2 separate regions of the Homo sapiens genome follow, and region 2 is linked to region 1. The links are chromatin loops, found by intact Hi-C in ENCODE. Cell type or tissue: heart right ventricle. All regions are shown on one strand. Links, peaks and the distances in the headings refer to the core of each region. The heading gives the core; the rest is flanking DNA. Region 1 has its middle 69 kb from the start of CDC123. Region 2 overlaps CCDC3 (coiled-coil domain containing 3).

Region 1 (8,000 bases), core at 1-8,000:
TCTGTCTCTGATCATCTTATAGGGGATTTCCTACTGCAGGGAAGAGAGAAGTGCTGAGTTCAAAGTTTTTGAGACTGTGGTGACTGATTTTCTGAGCCAAAAGTCAGGACACAAGACGAGACTGACAAGTAAGAATGGACTTTCCTGAATCAAAGGGAGAGACTTTAAAACCAGACAGCCCTTGCAAATTCAGGGTGTATGGCTACCTTGATTGTCCTCAGGGACCTGAGGGACAGAGACAACAAAGTGGAAGCCCCCACCTGTGGGGCCCCCTCACCTGGGCAGGGTGAAGGCACACGGTGCTGTAACAGGCTCATAACTGGGCACTCCCTGAAACCCATAGTCTTTAGGGATTTCTTCGCTGATTCTGCAGATAAGAGCCTGAGACAGACGGGGCACAGGTCTGATAACTCAGCCTTTTTTGTCCCTAACAATTTAGCTCCAACTCCACACTATGTGCCCCACTTAGCGAACAAGTTCTTCAGATGGAAGGCAGTTGAGCAGCTTGGAGTTGTCACTCTGGTATGTCCTCACAAGTAGGGTGGGTGGGGAGTGGGGTGTCTTACCTCCATCTTAAGTCACTTATCAAAGTATTTCTTCCTACCACTTGGAACAGTCTATCTGATTTTTCATTTTATTATTTTTCTTTTTTTTTTTTTTTTTGTATAGACAGGGGCTCACTACATTGCCCAGGCTGGTCTTGAATTCCTGGCCTCAAACAAGCCTCCCACCTCGGCCTCCCAAAGTGTTGGGATTACAGGCATGAGCCACCATGTCCAGCCTAGTCTAACTGATTTAAAAACACACACGCACACACACATTTTAATTGACAGATAATAGCTGTACATATTTACAGGGTAGATAGTGATGTTGCAATATACATAATGTACAGTGATCAGGTCAGGGTAATTCCTATATCCACAATTGCTGGAAAAGGAGGAGAGACCCAAGAGACCAGTCTTTTGGACTTGAGTTTTTGAAAATATATATTTAATTTTAAAAACTTGCAAAACAGGCCAGGCACGGTGGCTCACGCCTGTAATCCCAGCACTTTGGGAGGCCGAGGCTGGCAGATCACCTGAGGTCAGGAGTTAGAGACCACCCTGGCCAACATGGTGAAATCCCATCTCTACTAAAAATACAAAATTAGCTAGGCATGGTGGTGCATGCCTGTAATCGCAGCTACTTGGGAGGCTCAGGCAGGGGAATTGCTTGAACCTCGGAGGCAGAGGTTGCAAGTGAACTGACATCATGCCACTCCACTCCAGCCTGAGCAACAGAGTGAGTGAGACACAATCTAAAAAAAAAAAAAAAAAAAAAAGGCCAGGTGCGGTGGCTTACCCCTGTAATCCTAGCACTTTGGGAGGCCGAGGTGGGCGGATCACAAGGTCAGGAGATTTAGACCATCCTGTGAATGGTGAAAACCCCGTCTCTACTGAAAATACAAAAAAAAAAAAAAAAAAAAAAAAAATTAGCCGGTCCTGGTGGTGGGTGCCCGTAGTCCCAGCTACTCCAGAGGTTGAGGCGGGAGAATGCCGTGAACCTGGGAGGCGGAGCTTGCAGTGAGCTGAGATTGCGCCACCGCACTCCAGCCTGGGAGACAGAGCGAGACTCCGTCTCAAAAAAAAAAAAAAAAGGCTGGGTGTGGTGGCTCATACCTGTAATCCCAGCACTTTGGGAGGCCGAGGCAGGCAGATCACAAGGTCAAGAGATTGAGGCCATCCCGGCTAACAGGGTGAAACCCCGTCTCTACTAAAAATACAAAAATTAGCTGGGCGTGGTGGCACGTGCCTGTAGTCCCAGCTACTCGGGAGGCTGAGGCAGGAGAATCGCTTGAACCCGGGAGGCGGAGGTTACCTTGAGCCAAGATTGCGCCACTGCACTCCAGCCTGGCGACAGAGTGAGACCCCGTCTAAAAAAAAAAAAAGGCAAAACAGATACACAAAAATAGAAAATCTAAATGGTTCTATATTTATTTATTTATTTAAGTCTCTCTCGGTCGCCCAGGCTGGAGTGCAGTGGCGCGATCTCGGCTCACTGCAAGCTCCGCCTCCCGGGTTCACGCCATTCTCCTGCCTCAGCCTCCCGAGTACCTGGGACTACAGGCACCCGCCACCACGCCCGCCTAATTTTTTTGTATTTTTAGTAGAGACGGGGTTTCACTGTGATAGCCAGGATGGTCTCGATCTCCTGACCTCGTGATCCGCTGGCCTCAGCCTCCCAAAGTGCTGGGATTACAGGCGTGACCACCGCGCCAGGCTATATATATATATTTTTTAATCAAATCTATAATAGAGGCCTTTCCTAAAAAGAAAAAAAAAGCCTTTTGAACATATATATTGCAGAATTACATAGGATTACATTTCTACACCAATTATATTGCCATTTAAAAATATTTCTCACTTGGTTACATAAAAATATTATTCTACAACAGTGTAATATGCATTTTTTATTCTGTCTTGAACATCTTTTTATATATTTATTGTATATTTGTGTTTTTTCCTTTATGAATTGCCTGTATAACATCCTTAACCCAATCTTATTTTGTTTAATTTTGAAGTCCTTTTATTTGTATGTTAACTATATTAAGCTTTGATCTGGCATATTTGTTACAAATTTTTTTTTCTATTAGTTTGGCTTTTGATTTGGTAAATGACATTTTAAAACATGCACTTGTTTTTAAATTGTATTTGAAATTTTTAAAAAAGAATAGTCTACCTGAGAAGACCTCTGAGAAATATGATTTTCCATCTCATTACAGCTCCATGACACTGTAGCGTGCCTTACAGATTGGCACCGCTAACAATTATACAGCGAGCTGGTCTACCTCTCAATGCCTCTTGATCATGAGCTCTCAGGAAATGACAGCTCCGGGAATTAATATCCAGAAGACGAGTCTTGGCCGGGCGCGGTGGCTCACACCTGTAATCCCAGCACTTTGGGAGACCGAGGCAGGCGGATCACAAGGTCAGGAGAGCGAGACCACCCTGGCCAACATGGTGAAACGCTGTCTCTACTAAAAATACAAAAATTAGCTAGGTGTGGTGGTGTGTGCCTGTAATTCCAGCTCTTTGGGAGGCTGAGGCAGGAGAATCGCTTGAACTAGGGAGTCGGAGCTTGCAGTGAGCCGAGATCGCACCACTGCACTCCAGCCTGGCGACAGAACGAGACTCTGTCTCAAAAAAAAAAAAAAAAAAAAAAAAAAAAAGCCTCTGGGCCCACCTCTTCTCTTCAGGGCTCCTACAGATAACACATTGGTCCTGGCCACTAAAATGTCCCAATGCCAGCTGAGAGAGGAAGATAAGAACTGGCAGGCCCCCCTTTCCTCTGGAAGTTGTGTCATATTCTGTGAACTTGGCCTCAAGAGGGAGATAAGAACTGGGTAAGGCTCACTTCCCCACGGAGATGGTTTCATGCCCAGTAGACACTTGCCCCGAGTCCGGAGAAGCAGTAGGTGCTTTGCAAATATTTACCTAGCTACATGGCAACCGGGCAGTGCTGTCAGAGTTCTGTGTCATTTCTGGGCCACACGCCCCACACCCCATTCTCTCCTCTTGCATTACAAAGGCTACGTCCCTTCCCACAGCTACCTTTCCACAAGTGTTCAAAACCACGTGAAGGTCAGACTCCTTTGATTTCTAAATCATGCCCTTAGCCAAGATTGAACTTCCAATAGAGAAAATTTTAGGTTTGCTTTCATGTGTGAGGTGAAATGACTGTCCCTTTGTCAGAGGCGTTTGAACCAGAGCAACTCCATCTTAAACAGGAGCTGGGTAAAATAAGGCTGAGACCTACTGGGCTGCATTCCCAGATGGTTAAGGCATTCTAAGTCACAGGATAAGATAGGAGATCCGCACAAAACACAGGTCATAAAGACCTTGCTGATAAAACAGGTTGCAGTAAAACAGTGGCCAAAACCAACATGGCGAGGACAGTGTCCTCTGGTGGTCCTCACTGCTACACTCCCACCAGCGCTATGACAGTTTACAAATGCCAAGGCCACATCAGGAATTACCCTGTATGGTCTAAAAAGGGGAGGCATGAATAATCCACCGCTTGTTTAGCGTATCATCCAGAAATAACCATAAAAATGGACAACCAGCAGCCCCCTGCGCTACTCTATCTATGGAGTAGCCATTCTTTTATTTCTCTACTTTCTTAATAAACTTCCTTTCACTTTACTCTATGGACTCGCCCTGAATTCCTTCTTGTGCGAGGGTCTCTTGGGGTCTAGATCGGGACCCCTTTCCGGTAACACCTTAGATTTAAGAGTTCAGGTTCATCCTTCCTTTGTCAGGAATAAGTATCATAAGCAACACAGCCTTTGCTTGTTGCTAGTTCTTTTTTTTTTTTTTTTTTTTTTTTTTTTTTTTTTTGAGATGGAGTCTCGCTCTGTCACCCATGCTGGAGTGTAGTGGTGTGATCTCGGCTCACTGCAACCTCCACCTCCCAGGCTCAAGCGATTCTCCTGCCTCAGCCTCCCCAGTAGCTGGGATTACAGGCGCGAGCCACCGCGCCCGGACACAGCCTCTGCTAGTTCTGCCACTGATCTTCCCACAGGTACATTAAGGAAACTCAGTGTTTGGCGCTTAAACAAATCAACAACAACAAAGCATGGTAGAGAGAAGGCCCAGAGCACCACCCTCCCACGCTGTCCCTCGGGAGCTGAGGGGAAAACACCCAATGCCTTCAGAGACCAGCTGCACTAAACCGCCTTCTCAGAATGAGGGAGGAGCTACTGGCTTGGGGATGTCTCCAGAGCACATTTCTAGAAACACTTGAGAATACGAGAGAAAGAGAATACGAGAGGAAGGCCTAGGTCACTGAAAGCACAGGGAGCAATTTAGGCTTTTGTCTCGGTGTAAATGACATCGTGAGCCGTGCCCCCGCCCCTGCTCGTGGCCTGAGGGCCTGGGGGAGGGCGGGCATCCACCTGGCACTGGCGGCCTCGGCCTTCACCGCCGCACGCGCGGCGCCATCTTGTGGCCCATCCCTTTCCCAGGCTGGAAGCAGCCACAGGCCGATTCTTCCAGCCTTACAAATTCTGTGAAGTACAGTATTTAGACTATTTTTGATTAGTTTAAGAAAACAGCATGGCCAGGCGCGGTGGCTCACGCCTGTAATCCCAGCACTTTGGGAGGCCGAGGCAGGTGGATCACCTGAGGTCAGGAGTTCGAGACCAGCCTGACCAATATGATGAAACCCCATCTCAACTAAAAATACAAAAATTAGCCAGGCGTGGTGGCACACGCCTGTAATCCCAGCTACTCGGGAGGCTAAGGCAGGAGAATCGCTTGAACCCGGGAGGTGGAGGTTGCAGTGAACTGAGATGGCACCACTGCACTCAGCCTGGGCAACAAGAGCGAAACTCTGTCTAAAAGAAAAAAAAGAAAACAGCATTATGCTCAACAAATTAACGCAGAAACGGAAAACCAAATACCGCATATTCTCACTTATTAAGTGGCAGCCAAACATAGGGTACACATGGGCGGAAGGAGGGGAACAAGACACTGGGGACTCCCAGAGGGGAGAGGGAGGGAGAGGGGAAGGCGTGAAAAACGACCTGTTGGTTACTGTGCTCACGACCTGGATGAGGGCTTCAGTCACACCCTAAACCTCAGCATCCCGCAATATACCCTTGTCACAAACCTGCACATGTACTTCCCAATCTAACATAAAGGTGAAATTTTAAAATCAAAAAAGAAAGACAGCTTCAGCTTCCACTTCTTAGTTGAAAAAGAGTCCATGACACATGTTCCATTGGATCTAACAGTTAATAAATATTCACTGCGACTTCCCCCACCCCAAAGTCAGCAATCATAAAATAGGAAGAAAATTTGAGGAAGGAGTTTGACAGTTCTGCAAAAATAAAAAATAAAAAGTTTTTTAAAATGAGAATTATGTACGGGCACAGTGGCTTATGCCTGTAACCCCAGCACTTTGGGAGGCCAAGATGGCTGATCACTTGAGGTCAGGAGTTGGAGACCAGCCTGGCCAATATGGTGAAACCCCATTTCTACTAAAAATACAAAAATTAGCCAGATGTCGTGGTGTACCTCTTTGGTCCCAGCTACTCAGGAGGCTAAGGCAGGAGAATTGCTTGAATTCAGTAAGTGGAGGTTGCAATGAGCCGAGATTGTGCCACTCCATTCTAGCCTGGGCGACAGAGCTAGACCCTGGCTCAAAAAACAAAAACAAAAATTATTTTTCTTTCTTTGAGAAAAAAAACCTTCATCTAGAGGTTCAAGCCATAAGACTATGTTGTACCAGCTCATGTCTGAATGGTTTAAAAGGGAAGAGAATTTTTCCAGACATAGTCATGGATAGGTTGGTTTCAGACAGACAACCTGAAATGAACCTGAGGTTTGGGTTTGTCTATTAACTGTTTTTATTTTGAGAAAGAATTAACCAGAGCTGTCTGCATGAATCTTAATGTAAACGATGCAGCTGTCCCATTTACTTAGGAAAAAGATCACACAATTGACTGTACCTGCAGAACCAGGGCTGAGACAAAGGTGTCCTTGTTTTCAGTCCCCCAGTCTTATCTGTAGATCTTAGTGTTCAATTTAGAGAGTAAACCACACTGGTTAGGAGTGGTGTGAAGTCTGTATGTTGTGTGGTTATGAAATCAAAGCTGGGGTCTGTGGCTGGGTAGTGGTGGGGGGTGGCACTGGAGTTCCAAGCCACTGGCTATCTTTACAACCTTACAGCAAATGGACCCTCAAATCCAACAACCTGTGAAACACCGCAGCCCCCTAAAGCTACAAACACCCTTCTGTGTTTTTTTCACTCTTCTCTTTGTTGATGGTGATACCACAGTGTCAAGTTTACAGAAGATGCTCAGTGAATGGTCTTGTGTGGTTGGCTGATCTCATCACAGCATCAGAAGTACTCAAGGCCTGGGACATAATGGCCCTTGAAGATATACCTGCTTGATCGTATTTTTTTTTTCAATTAAATCAGAATTCCCTTTGCTCAAACTCTTTTTTTTTTTTTTTTTTTTTTTTGAGAGAGAGTCTTGCTCTGTCACCCAGGCTGGAGTGCAGTGGTGTGATCTTGGCTCACTGCAACCTCTGCCTCCTGGGTTCAAGTGATTCTCCTGGCTCAGCCTCCTGAGTAGCTGGGACTACAGGCGCGCACCAACACACCCAGCTAATTTTTTATTTTTTTTTTTTAGTAGAGATGCAGTTCACCATGGTAGCCAGGCTGGTCTCGAACTCCTGATCTCAGGCAATCCACCCACCTCGGCCTCCCAAAGTGCTGGGATTACAGGCGTGAGCCACGGTACCCGGCCGCTCAAACTCTTGAGTTCTTTTGTTCAGATTAAGATTGCATGATCTGGCCAGGGACAGTGGCTCATGCCTGTAATCCCAGCACTTTAGGAGGCTGAGGCGGGTAGATCACTTGAGGTCAGGAGTTTGAGACCAGCCTGACCAACATGGAAACCCCTTCTCTACTAAAAACACACACAAAAAATTAGCTGGGCGTGGTGGTGCACACCACCATGCCCGGCTAATTTTTGTATTTTTAGCAGAGATGGGTTTTCACTATGTTGGCCACACTGGTCTCAAACTCCCGACCTCAAGTGATCTGCCCGCCTCGGCCTCCCAAAGTGCTGGGATTACAGGCGTGAGCCACTGCTCCCAGCCTGTCCCATATTTTGAGCTATGCTCACCCCTGGCTTCCAGAGAGCTGAGGTCAGAAACCTTCCTGACACTCAAAGTCACTTTCAGGCTCCCCCATTATTTTCCTGAGAGTTTATTGTGACACCTCATGATCATCTAACATAGTTTGGATGTTTGTAGCTGAAGTCTCAGCTACTCAAGAGGCTGAGGTGGAAGAATCACTTGAATCCGGGAGGTGGAGGCTGCAGTGAGCCAAGATTGTGCCACTGCACTCCAGCAGCCTGGGCAACAGAGCGAGACTCTGTTTCAGACAAATAAATAAATAAAAAAGATGAGACAGAGAAGCCTCAGACAGCAGCATGAATCAGGTGAGAG
Region 2 (15,700 bases), core at 1-8,000, 640 kb before region 1:
AAGTAGAATGTCATCGTTTGGTTAAGGTGTGAGCAGAGATTTAGTGGAAGGAATTAGATGCAAAAAATCACAGACACTCAAGAGGACCTAGGATGCTGAGGGAGGAGGAGTTCCAGCAGCAAAGGTCAAGCTCGGGCGAACGACAATCACAAAAGCTTTGTGTGTCCTTCACCCTACACCAGGTGCTACATCAGATGCTTTACCCTTATCATCTGATTTCATCTTCAGAGCAGTTCTAGGGAAGAGGCTTTATTAGGCCCATTGTATACATGAGGAGACTGAGCCAAGACAGGTTCATTGACTTAAGCAAGACCCCACTGTCCGATGGTGGGGCTGAGTGGGCTCCCTGACCTGTGGACTCTAACAGGTATCTGGGTACGTGGAGTGTGGAATCGTTTAAGCCAGAATTCAGTCCCAGAGTTACCTGAGTCCAAAACCCCTTCCTACCCACACTGCCCGGCTACCTCCTCCCCCGGCAGCATCAGGAAGCGGACGCAGGAGAGGCTGCTGTGGCCCTGCCCAGCTAGGCCGGGTGCTGCCTCATGGAAAGGAAACTCCTGCCCCAGCCTCTTCCCTGACTCCATCTCCGCCTTCCTCTTCATTTGCCTCCCCTCCCGCCACAGCCTGGGCATGAGCGTTCCCTTTGTTTGGGCTCCTGGCACCAGGGAAGCAGCTCTTTTGACTTTGGGTGGAGCAGAGAACGAGCTGCCAAGCCACATGCAGTCATCTCAGGTTGTCCCTCCAGACAGTCCTCAGAAGAACTTCCCTGCTGTCACTTCCCAGCTTTGGGAGTTTTTTCAGCAGCTCTGGGCATCCTCCAGTGTGGTCCTGTCGAGTCATTCAGGAAACCGTTCTGCGTGGACGTGGCTCTCTGCCCACCTCCTCATAGATCTCTATCTCTAAAGGCTTTTAAAGAATGGGAGAACAAAGCTGCATTTCCAACCTGTTTATGGAAAACGCCAAAAGGCACTACGGAGGACGTGGGTAAAGGCCCATGGGCTTCCCATCAAGCTCCCCAGAGTCCCTGAATCATGTGGATAATGAAGGAATCTTGGCCTCTGCCCTCTACGGGGCCAGAAAACACAGCGCCATGTAAACTTTTCAGAATTAACCGGCCAACTGCGGGACTAGAGCAATCCCCTGCAGACCCTTATCCACACTGACAGTTGATGTTCCCAAGCAGGGCACAGGGGCTTGCTCTAGGCTCATCTGTCCAATGTCAAGGGATGCATTTTAGAAACAGTCAGTCGTGCTGGGAAGAGCTGGTTTGTTAATTTCCACCTGGAGGTTTGAAATTGGCTGCAGTACATTGAGATGGAGTCAATAGGACCTTTGACAAGGATCGTGGAGACCTTGAACCATGACCTGGCAGCCAAAGCCATCATCACAAAACAATGTCTGAAAGTGGTGGGAAAGGGGTGAGATGTGGACAGTGAGGTTCTTGGGCGTCTCTGGCACCAGGTGTTTTTTTCAAACCCTTTGCCCTTCATCCATTCTTTGCCTGTAGACCAGCTGCCCTCCAAACCCATCCTATTCCCACCTGCGTTTGCCTTGAGCCCCTCTTGAGGTTAAGATTCAGCATCTTTTCCTTGTAAAGGGCCAGATTTTAGGTTTTGTGGAAGCAGCCGTTGCAGCTACTCACCTCTGCCATTGCAGCACAACAGCTGCCACAAACAAAACATAAACTGATGAGTATAGCTGTGGTCTAATAAAACTTTATTCACAAAAACAGGCAGGGGGCCAGATGTGGCCCATAGGCCATCGTTTCCTGATCACTGCTCTGGGTTTTCTTTTTTCTTCCTTCTCATTTTTGAATCCCGAGAACAGGAACAAAGTGTTAAAAAAGCAAGCTATTTGTCTGTGTTGTTGCTTTTGGACTGTTCTTCCTTTATATTTTTACGTTTCAGAAAGTACACTTTGTCTTGTCTTTATACGTGGTTATTTAAATTAAAAGCAGCTGTGAAAGGCAAGAATCCTCTCGGTGACTCTTTGGCATGTCTGGTGCCATGAGATATTTTTTTAAAAAAACATACTGTCTTTTTGTTTAGCTTGATACAAACTTGCTATATTCCAGAATAACTGGGGGGGACTTTCTGCACCATACAGTGCCAGGCACACAATAAATGCTTCTTGCCAGAATGAATGAACATATGGAAGCCAAAACGCTTTGGAAATGAGAGGTGATTCTAGATGGTATCATGGATATACTTCCTTAACTGCTCAAGATGTTGATGGTGAAACTTTCTCACACCTGAGCTTCCCGGAGAAACCAGGAAACTTATAGGAAGACTTCAGGTGGAGGCTCCGGGTAAAGAGCTCTCCACGGATTTGTCCCGTCACTGGAGACAGGTGACCCAAAAAGGCCACATTAAGGCCACTCAATCTCATGGATGCATGAGCACCCCATCTTGCCATCCCTCCCCATTGGCCTGTGGTCCTAAGGATAGAGGAGGATTAATAACTAGTGAGCCTGAGCCAGTCTTTTTTTTTTTTTTTTTTTTTTTAAGACTGGCTTTTGCTCTGTAACTTAGGCTGGAGTGTAGTGGTGCAATCATGGCTCACAGCAGCCTCCACCTCCCAGGCTCAAGTGATCCTCTAGCTTCAGCCTCCCAAGTAGCTGGGACCACAGATGTGCACCACTATGCCGGGCTATTTTTTATTTTTATTTTTTAGAGATGGGGTCTCCCTGTGTTTCCCAGGCTGGTCTCAAACTCCTAGGCTCACGCAGTCCTCCCACCTCAGCCTCGCAAAGTGCTGGGATTACAGGCGAGAGCCACCATGCCCGGCCTAGTGAGCCAGTCTTGCCTAGTGAGTTAGTCCTCGTGGCCAAGTGGAACCACCAGATGCTCCCTCCTCCAGCTCCCATGAAATACTCACGGGAAGTGTACAGACCGATGACTGGAAAAGAATCATGATAAAATGAAAAGGGGAAAAAATTAGAACAGAAAACTGAGTAACAGCAGGACTCCAGTTTTCTTTGAAATAGTTATCTATTTATACCCGTAGGAACAATACTAGGAAGAAATGTTACAATGTCCACAGTGATTATCTCTGTACCATAGAATCATTGATGATTTTGATTTTCCTTTTGTTGGTCCCATATTTTTAAAAAATGTTTTTTCTACAATCAGTGTGCTTTGATGGTTTTAAAAAGTGTTATTTTAGACAGATAAGGAAGTATGGATATCCCAGCCTAACTTTTGTCTTTTCGAAAATAAAAGAGCAGGCTCCCAGGGCAATCTTCCCATCTGCCCTTAGGCAGGCATCCTATTGGCCACATGGAAACTTCCAGAGAAAAGCTCTGGGCAGGCAAATGCCAGAGGTACCCAAGCACCTGGGAGGCGCTGAGTGCTGCAGGCCTGAGCGGGGCCTGCCTATGAGGAGTCTGTTGCTTTGGGGCTGCCCTGTAGGACATTCTCTTTGGTTCTTCTTCAAAGAAAATATGGCAGTACCTGTTTCAGCTTGGCCTGGCCTTTCCCTGCTCTTCTCAGTTTACCAAAAAATACCACAAAGCAAATTGAGCAAATAGCGTATCTGGACCTTTTTTTCTTTTTAAAGCAGTTTTAAAAGGAGATGGATTTCATTTGGAAAGCATTCCAAAGAAAGCATTTCTTAAAGAAACACACATTTTGGAAAGCACAGCTCTCCTCTAGAAATTCTTGCTTTCTTAAACACAGGATTTTCTTTTGAGGTGATAGCTGGGATGCCAGAGGGCTCCATCGGCTCCATCAGCAGTGGCTTGGTTATTTTATGGCGTTAGCCTCAATTCACATGACACAGGCTCCCCCTACTCAGAGGCATGGCCCACTTTGCTGCAGAGATACAGACCTGCCTGCTAAGCAGTCCTGGGTCATGGCTGTGCTATGTTGGTTGTCTTGGATACGTTACTAGAGTCCTTTGATGTCTTTTGCTCCTACTGAAACCCTACCCATATTAGAGGCCACGAGGACCAAAGAATGACATGTTCACCAAGGAACTCTCATCCCATCCACGCTTTTCACATTCACCTTTGCTTGGGAATTTATCATTCCCATCTCAATGATCCTCCCACTCCGGATACACACACAGATGCACTTCAAGGCGTCCCTCTGTTCCATCTTGGTTTTTACAGCCTGGGTCAAGGTCTTCCTTTTGTCTGGGCTCTAAGTCTTGCTGGAGGTGAAATTCATCCTCTTGCTAGCCTGGAGAACAGCTGTGTCCATGGTCGAGGGCTAACTGTGAAGAGTGTTGTGTCTTAGAAAGAACTCTTAACACGTGATCACTCAAGTCCCAGCATCCTCCTCTATTTTTCACGATTTTTAAACGCAGCTTCTGAACACCGCCATCGAGCCTGCCTTCAACTCTTCTTTGATGTTATGTTCCAGCCACTATTGGGTTCTGTTCTTTGAAAATTCGAGCAAGCAGTCTTCCAAAACCCCAATCCTCTTGTTGTCATGGACTTTGGACTTTTTTGTCTTGTTCTTGGTTGAAGAATCTACCATAACTTGTAGAAAACTCATGACTTAATGAGGGAGTGTCATTATACAGTGCTCAGCCTGGTACTTGGCCATATTAAAGCCTAAGTTCCATAGCTAATATCTATCCACAAGACAATAGAAATACTGTCAGTTCTCCCGGGAATTTCTCATGCCCACCTTCTCATCTTTTTGAGGGGGTCTCATTTTGGCCAGAAGAGGGCAGTGTTGCACATATGGTCTCCCCTGTAACAGCAGCTTCCCCGGGAGCCCAGAGTTTCTCATTAAATGACAGGTATTATTGGAACATTCCACTTGGCTCCTTTTTCTTAACTGTAGGCCTAAAAAGGCCAGGGCAGCAAGGATGCAAAAACCATTGTGAACCAGGCCTTCAGGAGCTTGTGACTTGTGAATGTCAAGGCCCTTGAGTCACATTCTCCTAGTGCCACCAGGTACTTGGCGTGTGGTGTGAATAGCTACGGCGTGCCATGGAGACTGGGGAGGGGGACACATTACATACACAGGGAGACCCGGTGGAAAGCATCGTGAAAGGGGACCACAGAGGGCTTCCAAGATGGCCAGGCGGAGATGGGGAGAACAGTGCTCCAGGCGGGAGGAAGAGCCTCTGGGATGAGAAAGCGCTGATGTGTTGGAGGAAGAGCTGGGTGGGACCCAGTGTGCCTTGGGTATAAAATGTGGGAACAGAAGGAAGAACACTAAGACTGGAGATGTTGGCCGGGTCCAATCACAAAAGTTAAAGGCTTTAGGAGATTTGACTCTATCCTATAATCACGGCTAACAGTTAGTGAACGTTTACTGTGCACGAGGGCATGGTTCTAAACATTTTTCAAGTAAAACTCATGAAATCCTCCCAACAACCATGATCATCCCACTGAGAGTGGCCAGGTTCCCTGAGACGTAGACTTTGGAATAAGAGGTGCAGGTGGGCCAGGTGCAGTGACTTACGCCTGTACTCCCAGCACTTTGGGAGGCCGAGGCGGGCAGATCACGAGGTCAGGAAATCGAGACCATCCTGGCCAATATGGTGAAACCCCATCTCTACAAAAAATACCAAAAAATGAGCCGGGCTTGGTGGCTCGTGCCTGTAGTCCCAGCTACTACTCAGGAGGCTGAGGCAGGAGAATCGCTTGAACCCGTGAGGTGGAGGATTGCAGTGAGCCAAGATCACGCCACTGCACTCCAGCCTGGCGACACAGCAAGACTCCATCTCAAAAAAAGAAAAGAAAAGAAAAAATAATGTAAGAGGTATAGGTGGTGTTTTCAAGAATGCTCCTGGGATTAATACCTTGGGTAGAAAAGAACAAGAACAGGCGGAGGCAGACATCAGCCTGTGATCCAGTCTCAACAAAGGCTGTAGCCTACCCCAGGACACCCAGCAATGGGGACCGCCCTTCAGAGATCTTCCAAGTTGGGATGAGGGGCCTTGGTCTTCATACCCTGGTGTCAGCCAGTCCTTGGATACAGGTGCTCCAAAGAAGGGGGCGTGACCTTGGGCAGTTCTCTTAGGTCAGGGTCAGTTTCCGGAGAGAGACTCAGCTTAGGGCTATCGGCTATCGGTCTGCAGCACTCCAAGAAGCTGGGGAAATCAATCCTTTAGTACTGAAGTGGGTTCTGGCTAATACAGACCAGAGTCCACTACTCTGAGCCTAGGAAGCTTGCCCAAGGTCTCAGGTCACTCGTCAGTGGAAGAGGCAGGACTGGAAACCAAAGCAGCCTGGCCTCAGGGTCTGAGCTCTTCACCCATCACCATCATATTGCAGTGTAGATAGTGGGGCTCGATGGAGTTTGTTTTTTTTTTTTTTTTTTTGAGATGGAGTGTCTCTTTGTCACCCAGGCTGGAGTGCAGTGGCGCGATCTCGGCTCACTGCAAGCTCCGCCTCCCAGGTTCACGCCATTCTCCTGCCTCAGCCTCCCGAGTAGCTGGGACTACAGGCACCCGCCACGACGCCCGGCTTTTTTTTTTTTTTTTTTTTTTGTATTTTTAGTAGAAATGGGGTTTCACCCTGTTAGCCAGGATGGTCTCGATCTCCTGACCTTGTGATCCGCCCACCTCAGCCTCCTAAAGTGCTGGGATTACAGGCGTGAGCCACCACACCCAGCCCGGCTCAATGATGGAGATTTCTAAGCAGAGGAAAGTTGAGGCTCAAGTCTTTCTTTGGGAATGTAGCTTCTGATGAGGTAAAATGGGAGAAAGGAGAAAGATTGGAGAATACCTCTTTTTATATATATGCTCACACACACATATAAAGGAAATGCCAGCCTTATTACTGTATTAATCCGTTCTCACACTGCTAATAAAGACATACCTGAGACTGGGTAACTTATAAAGGAAAGGTTTAATGGACTCACAATTCCACATGCCTGGGGAGGTCTCACAATCATGGTGGAGGTGAATAGGCTCAAAGTCATGTCTGACATGATGGCAGGCAATAGAGTGTTCAGGGGAACTGCCCTTTCTAAAACCATCCGATCTCTTGAGACTTATTCACTATTAGAAGAACAGCACAGGAAAAACCCACCTTCATGATTTCATTACTTCCCACTGGGTCCCTCCCATGACACATGGAGATTATAAGAGCTAGAATTCAAGATGAGATTTGGGTGGGGACACAGCCAAACCTATGAAATACAAAATTCAAAAAGTACAAAAGTGAAAATGAATCTTCTTCTTCCTGTCTTCTCTGCTCCCCGGATATGGCCACCCTTACCCGTTTCTTGCATATGCTCCCAGAGATAGTGTATGCATATTTAAACGGACACAGATGGGTACCGTATTTCGCACTCTTGGTATCACACTATACACACTGTTCTGCACAGCTTTTCAATATGAACACCACTTAGACATTGCTACACCACCATTCACACGGAGCTGTCTTGTTCCTTTAAAAACGGCAAACCTTTGCATTGTGTAGATTTACTATAATTTATGGAACCAGACCTCTCTTGATGGGTATTTTTTGTTCCCAATCTTTTAATATAATAATGCCATAATGTTTGCACATGTGGCAGCTTGCACATATGAGAGTATTTATCTGAGATAGTCCCAGAATTACTAGATCAAAGGGTATATGCAGTTATTTTGACAGAGCCAGATTGGTCTTTATAGATGTCAACACTCTACTGACAGTATGATAGCACCTGTTTTCCCAAATCCTGACTCTGAAATTTTGCCAATCTAATATGTGAAAAATAGTAATTCACCATGGCTTTCATTTGTTTTTTTTATGTTATTATGAGTGGGGTTAAGCATCTTTTCATGCGTTTAAGAGATACTGGCGTTTTCTTTCCTGTGAACTATCCACCTTCTGTGTGCTGGCCAGCCCAGCTAAAGGGAGCAAAGAGAGTCTGTTTTTGCTGAAGGGAACCCCTCCCTTCAGTTGGACAGGCCAGCATTGATCAGAGCCTTCGCGAATGTAAGTGGCTCAGCCTTTGTTAATTAGGCCACCTGACTCCCCCCATTCCCGGAACTGTCCACCTTCTGTGTGCATTTCTGGTTTTGGTCTTCTACCAAAGCGGGGCTCTTTCCTTTTTGCTACGCATGACAAATATTCAGAATATCATTTGAAAACGACATCTTCCAAGGAAGCCAAGTATGGAAAGCAAAACGGGGGCTCTGTATTTGAGGCCAGGGCAGGATTCACAGGGTGGAGGGCGGGGAATGTCACCGTCAAGGACATCCTGGGGTTTATGCCCATGCTGGGGTGGGGAATCGGGGTCTGTGTTGCTGTCAGCACTCGGGGAAGCTTCTGGGACTCCCCTGGCCGCAGCGCAGTTTCTGGGACTCACCTCCTCTCCTTGCACGCTGTCTCTGCCTCCAGCTCATGTGCTCCTCGGTGCAGAAGGCCTTGTTTGAGGAGGAGGACCACGTCAAGAAACTGCAGCAGAAAGTGGCCACCCTGGAGAAGCGCAACCGGCAGCTCCGGGAGCGAGTGAAGAAGGTCAAGAGGTCCTTGCGGCAGGCGCGTAAGAAGGGCCGCCACCTGGAGCTGGCGAACCAGAAACTCAGTGAGAAGCTGGCGGCGGGCGCGCTGCCGCACATCAATGCCCGGGGGCCCGTGCGCCCCCCCTACCTGCGGGGGTAACGGGCCTGGGGGCTGCCAGGTGTGCAGGGCCAATCCTGACGGTAATTGAGAATGAGTGAGGTTTCGTACATGCAGCTATTTCAAGGGTTGTAAGAGTTTTTGTTTTTAATCACGCATTTGGTAGAGTCTAAATGGATAAAATGCAAGGCTTGCTTTCCCCTTGGGTGCTGGCCTCAATGTCAGACCCCACGCGCTGCCCCTTCCTGGCCTGACCCCAGACGCAGTGCCTGGCAGTCCAGAGGCAGTGGGATCCCTGAGTGCTGAATGCTCGCCTGCAGAGCAGCCCAGAAAGAGCCCTGACTGGGGAGAGAACATTTTAGAATCTCTAGTGTAAAAGACATCAACGTGCTTAGCCTTTATTTCAGAAAAAAATCAGGGTGGTTCCCAGCTCCCCAGTCCAGGACAACCATTAGTCCTGATGAGTGAGCTGACGCTGGTGCTGGAACCTGCTGGCACCTCACTGGCCACATCTTTGGAAGGGGATGGTGGCCTTGCATCCAAGATGCCTGAAAATCAGCACGTGCAGGGCCTCCCTATCCAGCCAGCATTTTCCTTCCAGCTGAGGCAGGTGAAGACTTCATAAGCTCATCACAGGGGAGGGAATTAGGAGCAGGGCAGCAGGTAATTAAACAAGATAAATTATACCTGATTTCCAACACCAGCTACAAAGAGTTGAAGATGATACCTATGGGTCGCGTTAACACAGGGGGCAACTGCCTTGATCGGCCTGCCATGGGTCATCAGACTGCTTCCTAAATTGAGAGAAACTGAGCAATCTCTCAGCCACTGCTATAGTCTAACTTCTTGTTTGCTGAGTAATTGTTTCTAATGTCTCTGAACTCAAAGTGAGGTGCTCCAAGACGCTGTGAACTTCTGCAAAGACACCTCCTTACCTACTGGGATCACGTGACCTGACCTCACTCCCAGCCAGGCTCCCAAAGGGCTCATTCCAGCCATTCCAATCTCTTCTTCTTTATGCAAACACTTTTCCCCCACAACAAGCCTTGTTTGTTCCGATAGGAATACGTGTACGTCAGTGCACTTGTCCTTACGTCAGTTCCTTACACCACCAAAGCACTTCACCTTTCTGGAAATAAAACTTTTAAGACACTACTATAAGTAAAAATGAGAGTATTCACTAGACTTATTGCTCAGGCACATTTGAGTGGGTCCCAGCTGTGTGATTAAGAAGTCAACTGGGTGGCCTTTTCTGGGTTATCTTCTGATCATGGCCTTTCAACCCAACAAGGGCCCTTCCCTGCTCTTCCACCAGTAAAGGCTCCTGGCCTCTCATCAGGATCTGCCCCCCAGAGACCCCCCCCAGACACTGCAGGGCCTGGTGATGCTGTCCTCTGTACCGGAAATGGCAGGCACTGTCAGATTTCCACTCTTCTGCCTTTAGGAAGGCTGGGTGCTTCTTGCTCTGACAGCCAGTCTGGGGAGATGACTCTTACGTTGCTTGAGTCTTGGTGGCAGGCTGCTGTCCACGGGGGAGAAGTCTCTGCTCTGGACTGGACAGAAGAGAGACTTTTACCCTGGGGCACTCACACGGCCAAGCTTCTGCCACCACTTCATTAGCTGTATTCTCCATAGTATGGTGAAATAGCAGGTGCGTCTTCTAGTTTATTCCTCCTGGGGACATTTCCTCAAAGCAGTTTTGCGCCCCCGCAAGGGAATGGTCAGCCTAAGGGTAATGTACAGCCCGTGCTTGGAGAACCATGGAAGCTACACCCCTACAGGTGCATACTGTTCTGCTTTTCCAATAAATACGAGCGGCGATTTCAACCACAACAGTGAGATGATGAGTGTTTCTTTTGGGTCAGGGAGATTTCAGGATTTCCAGCTTTGGCCTGGAAAAGTGATTTAGATCCTCTGGGGGGAATGCCTGTGAGTAACACCTGGGGCACTGAGGAGCCTGAATTCAAGCCTGCTCTGCTGGCCCTGTCTGGATGTGGCCTCACCCCATCTCGCCCTGGGGTTTCCGTTTCTCAACACACCTGCAGAAAAGCAGTGTTCTCCTGCCTGGCTCCTCACAAGGGACAAGCAGCAACATTAATCAATGTCTTCAGAAAAACACAGAGGATCCCCAGGTCCCTGTTACCTGCTGCACTGTCATCTTATGCTACCCTTGTCATCTGTTAATTGTAGGAATATATTATGCTTCACACTCTAATAATTACTCCGACCTTGATGCACTGTAGCCAGCCTGTCCGGGCACTATCTCCAAGATCCAGACCATTGTTTACTTTCCCTCTGTGGTACAAGGAGCCCAGGAGACTTCCAAACTCAACTCACATAACAAGAGCCAGGTAGAGTCTAGAATCTTCAAACTGCAGTTTCCAGAAATCAAGATAGCAGCATGTGGGCCATAGCTAGCAGGGGTTTAAATTCTTGACCTACAGGAGTTTGAGAGCAGCCTGGCCAACATGGTGAAACCCTATCTCTATTAAAAATACAAAAATTAGCAGGGCATGATGGTGGGTAGTCCCAGCTACTCAGGAGGCCGAGGCAGAAGAATCACTTAAATCTGGGAGGCAGAGGTTGCAGTGAGCTGAGATTGTACCACGGCACTCCAGCCTGGGCAACAGAGTGAGACTCCATCTCAAAACAAAAACAAAAGAAAAATAATTCTTGGCCTAAGCCATGGCCAAAAAAACCAGAAAGTCCATTTATTTAACCACAAAGCCAACATAGCCAAAAATCAGACGTAGGGCAACTTAGGTTGAAGTCATAGCCTTACCAGAACTCATAGAAAAATCTCAGTAACTCACTGGGAATGAGGGGGACCTCAAAAATCTTAATAGATACATTCAGTCCAATTCCCCTCAACTCATAAACCCTATTGGGCTTTCCTGCTAGCAGAAACAGCAGCTCCCTCCCTGTCTGATGAAGCTGTCCTTACCTTGCTTAAGGACCACACGTGGCCTTTCCTGAGATAGTTACTGTGTATAAAGAGCCCAGTTGTCTTCACGCCCCACTCTCAGAACCAGCTGCATGATTTGCAGGACCCCAGTGCAAAATGACAATTCAGAGCCCGTTATTAAAAAAATTGAGAATTTCAAGGCAGCAACAACAGCAAAGCATTAAACCAAGTGTGGGACCCTCTAAAGCACAAGGCTCTGTGTGACTGCATGGTCAGAGGCCCGTGAAACTGACCCTGCCCATGCTACCTTTCCATCTTTACCTCTAGATCTATAATTAGATTAATTGAGCATAGGGAAATTCACCAAGTCACACTCAGAAAACTGCTTACACACCAAAGTAATTTCAAGATTTTGCTAATTTATAGTGGTTAAAGCCTAAGGGTTATACGGTGGGAATGGATATTTAGTGTCTTTCCTAGATTAGCAAAGGGGAAACCTAAGTTTAGATTGTGCAGAATTTATTTATATGGGTGTGTTTGATAGTGTCAGGATTCAATGTGCTAGCTAACTCAGGCAGCTGGAGGTGGTTCTTGCTCAGTTACTTGAACTATAGACTCAATGGTAACCTATGCTGAATGAAGATGAGATGCCAGAAGTTGCTAGGTATAATTTAGACAAAATGATCCAAAGGATTAGGGAGACGACAGGAAGGTTCTAATTGCAACTCAGTCAGCTAGTTCCTACCTTGGCACCTGAGAAGACCCAGAACACATTCACTTTAAAAAGTATCACGTGTTGGCATCCTTGAAAAGCACAGAGGCAGCCATACTTGGAAGCTTAGAGATGAATGTGGGAGATGCTGCCATTAACCTGGGTCCCTGAGCTCAGTGTGGATTATGGGGTACTAGGGTACAAACACCGTGTAGCCATGCTCAACTTCCAGACACAAAGTGGATGTGGTCATTGCAATAGGAAGCAGGGCCAAGGAAGTCATCCAAATTGTGGATCATAGAGTTCCTAGGACTGAAAAGTAGATGGACCTCCTAGGAAAGGCTGGACTGATTTGTATACCAGAAAGCAAGACAGAAGAAAGAAGAGAGAGAGAGCAAAAGAGAGCGAGCAAGTGAGAGAGGGAAATAAAGAGGAAAGGAAGGAAGAGAAAGGAAAGGAAAGGAAGGGAAGGGGAAGGGAGGGGAGGGGAGAAGAGGGGAGGGGAGGGGAAAGGATGGGAGAAAGAGAAAGAAAGAGAAGGAAAGAAAGAAGAAAGAAAGGAAACACATGAAAGGCAAGAAAAGGAAGGAAGGAAGGAAGGAAAGGAGGGAGGGAGGGAAAGGAGGGAAGGAGGGAGATCTAGGCCAGGCGTGGTGGCTCACGCCTGTAATCCCAGCACTTTGGGAGGCTGAAGCAGGTAGATCATTTGAGGTCAGGAGTTCGAGACCAGCCTGGCCAACATGGTGAAACCCTATCTCTACTAAAAAAGTACAAAATATTAGCCAGGCATGGTGGTGGGTGCCTGTAATCCCAGCTACTTGGGAGGCTGAGGAAAGAGAATCACTTGAACCTGGGAGGAAGAGGTTGCAGTGAGCCGAGATTGTGCCACTGCACTCCTGCCTGGGTGACAAAGACTCTCGAAAAAAGAGAACTCTAGATCTGGCAGACAGAAGCCTGACTTGAACTTACATGTATGGGAAATTCATGGCCATTCAACCAATTCCAAGACCTAAGACAGGTCATAGAGCCCCTTGATCAAAGGAAGGTCAGGAACCCTTGAAGAAAGACATTGTGGTAACGTTACAGGATGCTATGGATCTTCCTAGACTATTAAAAAGGGAGCTTCAGATGCTCACCAGTGTAAATGTGCACCACAGCAAAGGAAATCCTAAAACCTTTGAGAGATTATTGATGCTGGTGCTGAGCTCTTACTGAGACAACAGTTAGAGGGGATGCTCATGGGGGTCAGAGAGTAAATGGTGCTCAGGCACAAATCCACCTCACATTAAGCCTCATGAGTCTGTAAACCCATTCTGTGGCTATTTTCCCCAGCTCCTGAGTAAGTAGTCAGAATAGACATTCTTGGCATCGGGCAGATGCCCACATTGGCTCTCTGAACAATGGGGTTAAGGTTATTGTGTCAGGGAAGGTCAAGAGGAAACCCTGGAACTCCAATTTGTTAGTAATGCTAAAGTAGATAAAGAGTAAATAAAATATAAACCAGAAGAATAATATTTTACCAAATGGAGAATATTAGCAAAAAGACAGAAATTATAAAAAGGAATCCAATGGAAAATCTGGAGTTGAAAAGTAGAAATAACTGAAAAATTCACTAGAGGGGCTCAACAGCAGATTTGAACAAGCAGAATAATCAGTGAACTTATAGATTATCCAGGCTGAGAAAGAGATATAAAAAGGAATGAAGAAAAATGAACAGAGCCTAAGAGATGTATAGGATGCTATCAAGTGGACCAACATACACATATTGAGAGTCCCAGAAGGAGAGGAGAAAAAGAAAGGGACAGAGAGTAGATTAGGAATTCCCAGGTGCTGGACATGAATGGGGAGTGGCTATAGGGTTTCTTTTGGAGTGACAAAATGTTCTAGAATTAGATAGCAGTAGTATTTTACAACACTGTAAATACACTAAAAACCACTTAATTATACACCTAAAAATGGTTAAAATAGTGAATTTTTGTATGCAAATTTTATCTTAATAAAAGAAAATCATAGTCTCAGTTCCTCCTGCCTTCCCTTCATCAATATAAACCCTCACTGGATGCAACTTACCCAGCACCAATGTCTTTACTTGTACCATTTCCTCTACCTTTTGCCTTGACCTCTCTTTGTCTACCTCTATCTGAGAAAATCCTACTCAGGTTTAAAAATCTTGCCCAAATGCTATCATGATTCTCATTCCTCATAACAACTTTTGTAATTCTTTAAAATATTGTAGTTTGGAAGTGGATAGCTATTGAGAAGACCTGGGCTATCCAGTCTAAGCCCAACTGGAAAGTTTTGCTAAGTATCAATTTGTTAAATTGCACGTTAAAAAAACACATAATATAAAACTACTCTGTTAACCATATTGAAGAGTGCAGTTCAGTAGTGTTAAACATTTTCATACCATTGTGCAACAACTGAGTATCACTGAAATCTTGATTGGTGAAGTTTTCCCTAACCCCCTAATTGGAATCAATGACTCCTCCCTCTGTAATTCTATAGCATTTGGGGCATGCTCTTGTTCTAGACCACATTTCTTTCCAGTTAGCTCTTGTGTCTGTTCCTCTCACTAATGTTTGAGCTCCTTGAGGACAGGGCTTGTGGCTAATTCACTTCTGATCTTCATGGCCTGCACATTGTGACACTAACTAAATGCTCATCAAGGACAGAATAAAGGGATGAAGATGGCAGCATCAGGTACCAAGGCTGCCAGCATCATAAGAACTGGAGGTGTGAAGTGAAGGAGACAAAGAAGGACTCTTCACCACTCAGGTTTCCTCCTCTTCCTCTGCAACCTGGTCTCGCATCTAGCCTGAGCCCTGGCCAAAAGCAGGGGCCATGATAATCATTCCTTGGGTTCCAGGGTCTCATCAGTGGCTGGCCTCTAGAAAAATCCTACACCAGAATAGTTGCATGGCTAAATCCTCTAGCAGCTGAACTGCTATGATTCAAAACTGTTTGTTCTACGTATGAAGATTTTTCTAGCTTCCAACTCTTTCTAGCTTCCAACTCTCCTGGACTATAAGATCATGTGAAACATCCCCCAATAGTACCATTGGCTCCCTACCTTGCATGACCAACTATACAATAAGATGGCTACATGGCAAACTCACTTCTTGGTTTCCCAATAAATGTTTCTCCAGGGAGGGGATTAGAAAGCCCCTTGATTTTCTCCCCCCTTTGCCCTCCTGCTGCCACTCCCTGGGTGTCTCCAGATCATATTGGCTTTGGCCCTGCAGGCTGCACATAGTGAAGGGGTAAAACTCTAATTAGCTTGTCTGTGGCTTTCTTCCGCTTTTGCTAAGGGCTCAGAAAGGAGGCTGAAAAAGAGAACTAAAGTGAAACATTTTTGTTATGTTTTTTTCCAACTAATCCTGCTTCCCTTGAAAGGATCACAAGTTGGCTGCATTATTCTGCCCCTACAAGATGAATCTCCAGTTGCCAGATGCTTGGGCATGAACTAAATGGCCTGGCATTTCATTTCTTCCTGTCCAATAAAATGAGAATATTTAAACCAGATACAGAAACGTCCTTTTATTAAAAACATGTCTTTATTGTGTAGCTG

The links. A loop is a pair of places that touch in the nucleus more often than their neighbours do. Peaks named below come from ENCODE experiments on the same cell type or tissue, not always from the same donor. Only the 100,000 strongest peaks of a DNase experiment are listed, where the experiment ranks them.
Region 2: it touches region 1 in a loop (9-fold over the local background); 36 of 110 quality-filtered maps call a loop at or near these places.

What each region holds. Positions count from the first base shown.
Region 1 is chr10:12,261,319-12,269,318 of GRCh38, reverse strand. No RefSeq gene overlaps it. Among named protein-coding and RNA genes, the nearest start is that of CDC123, 69 kb to the right of the region's middle. RefSeq lists enhancers at 4,630-4,729, 4,604-5,142 and silencers at 4,950-5,009, 5,580-5,629. In heart right ventricle, for the core only: CTCF peaks have their summits at 4,782 and 4,981 (motif pointing left); DNase peaks (open chromatin) are centred at 3,388 and 4,958; H3K4me3 peaks cover 545 bases.
Region 2 is chr10:12,891,273-12,906,972 of GRCh38, reverse strand. It overlaps CCDC3 (coiled-coil domain containing 3), which reads left to right. Exons shown (of 3, transcript NM_031455.4): 3 at 8,294-10,348. The coding sequence ends at 8,557. Among named protein-coding and RNA genes, the nearest start is that of CCDC3, 100 kb to the left of the region's middle. In heart right ventricle, for the core only: CTCF peaks have their summits at 4,460 and 4,664 (motif pointing right); DNase peaks (open chromatin) are centred at 652 and 4,702; H3K27me3 peaks cover 1,025 bases.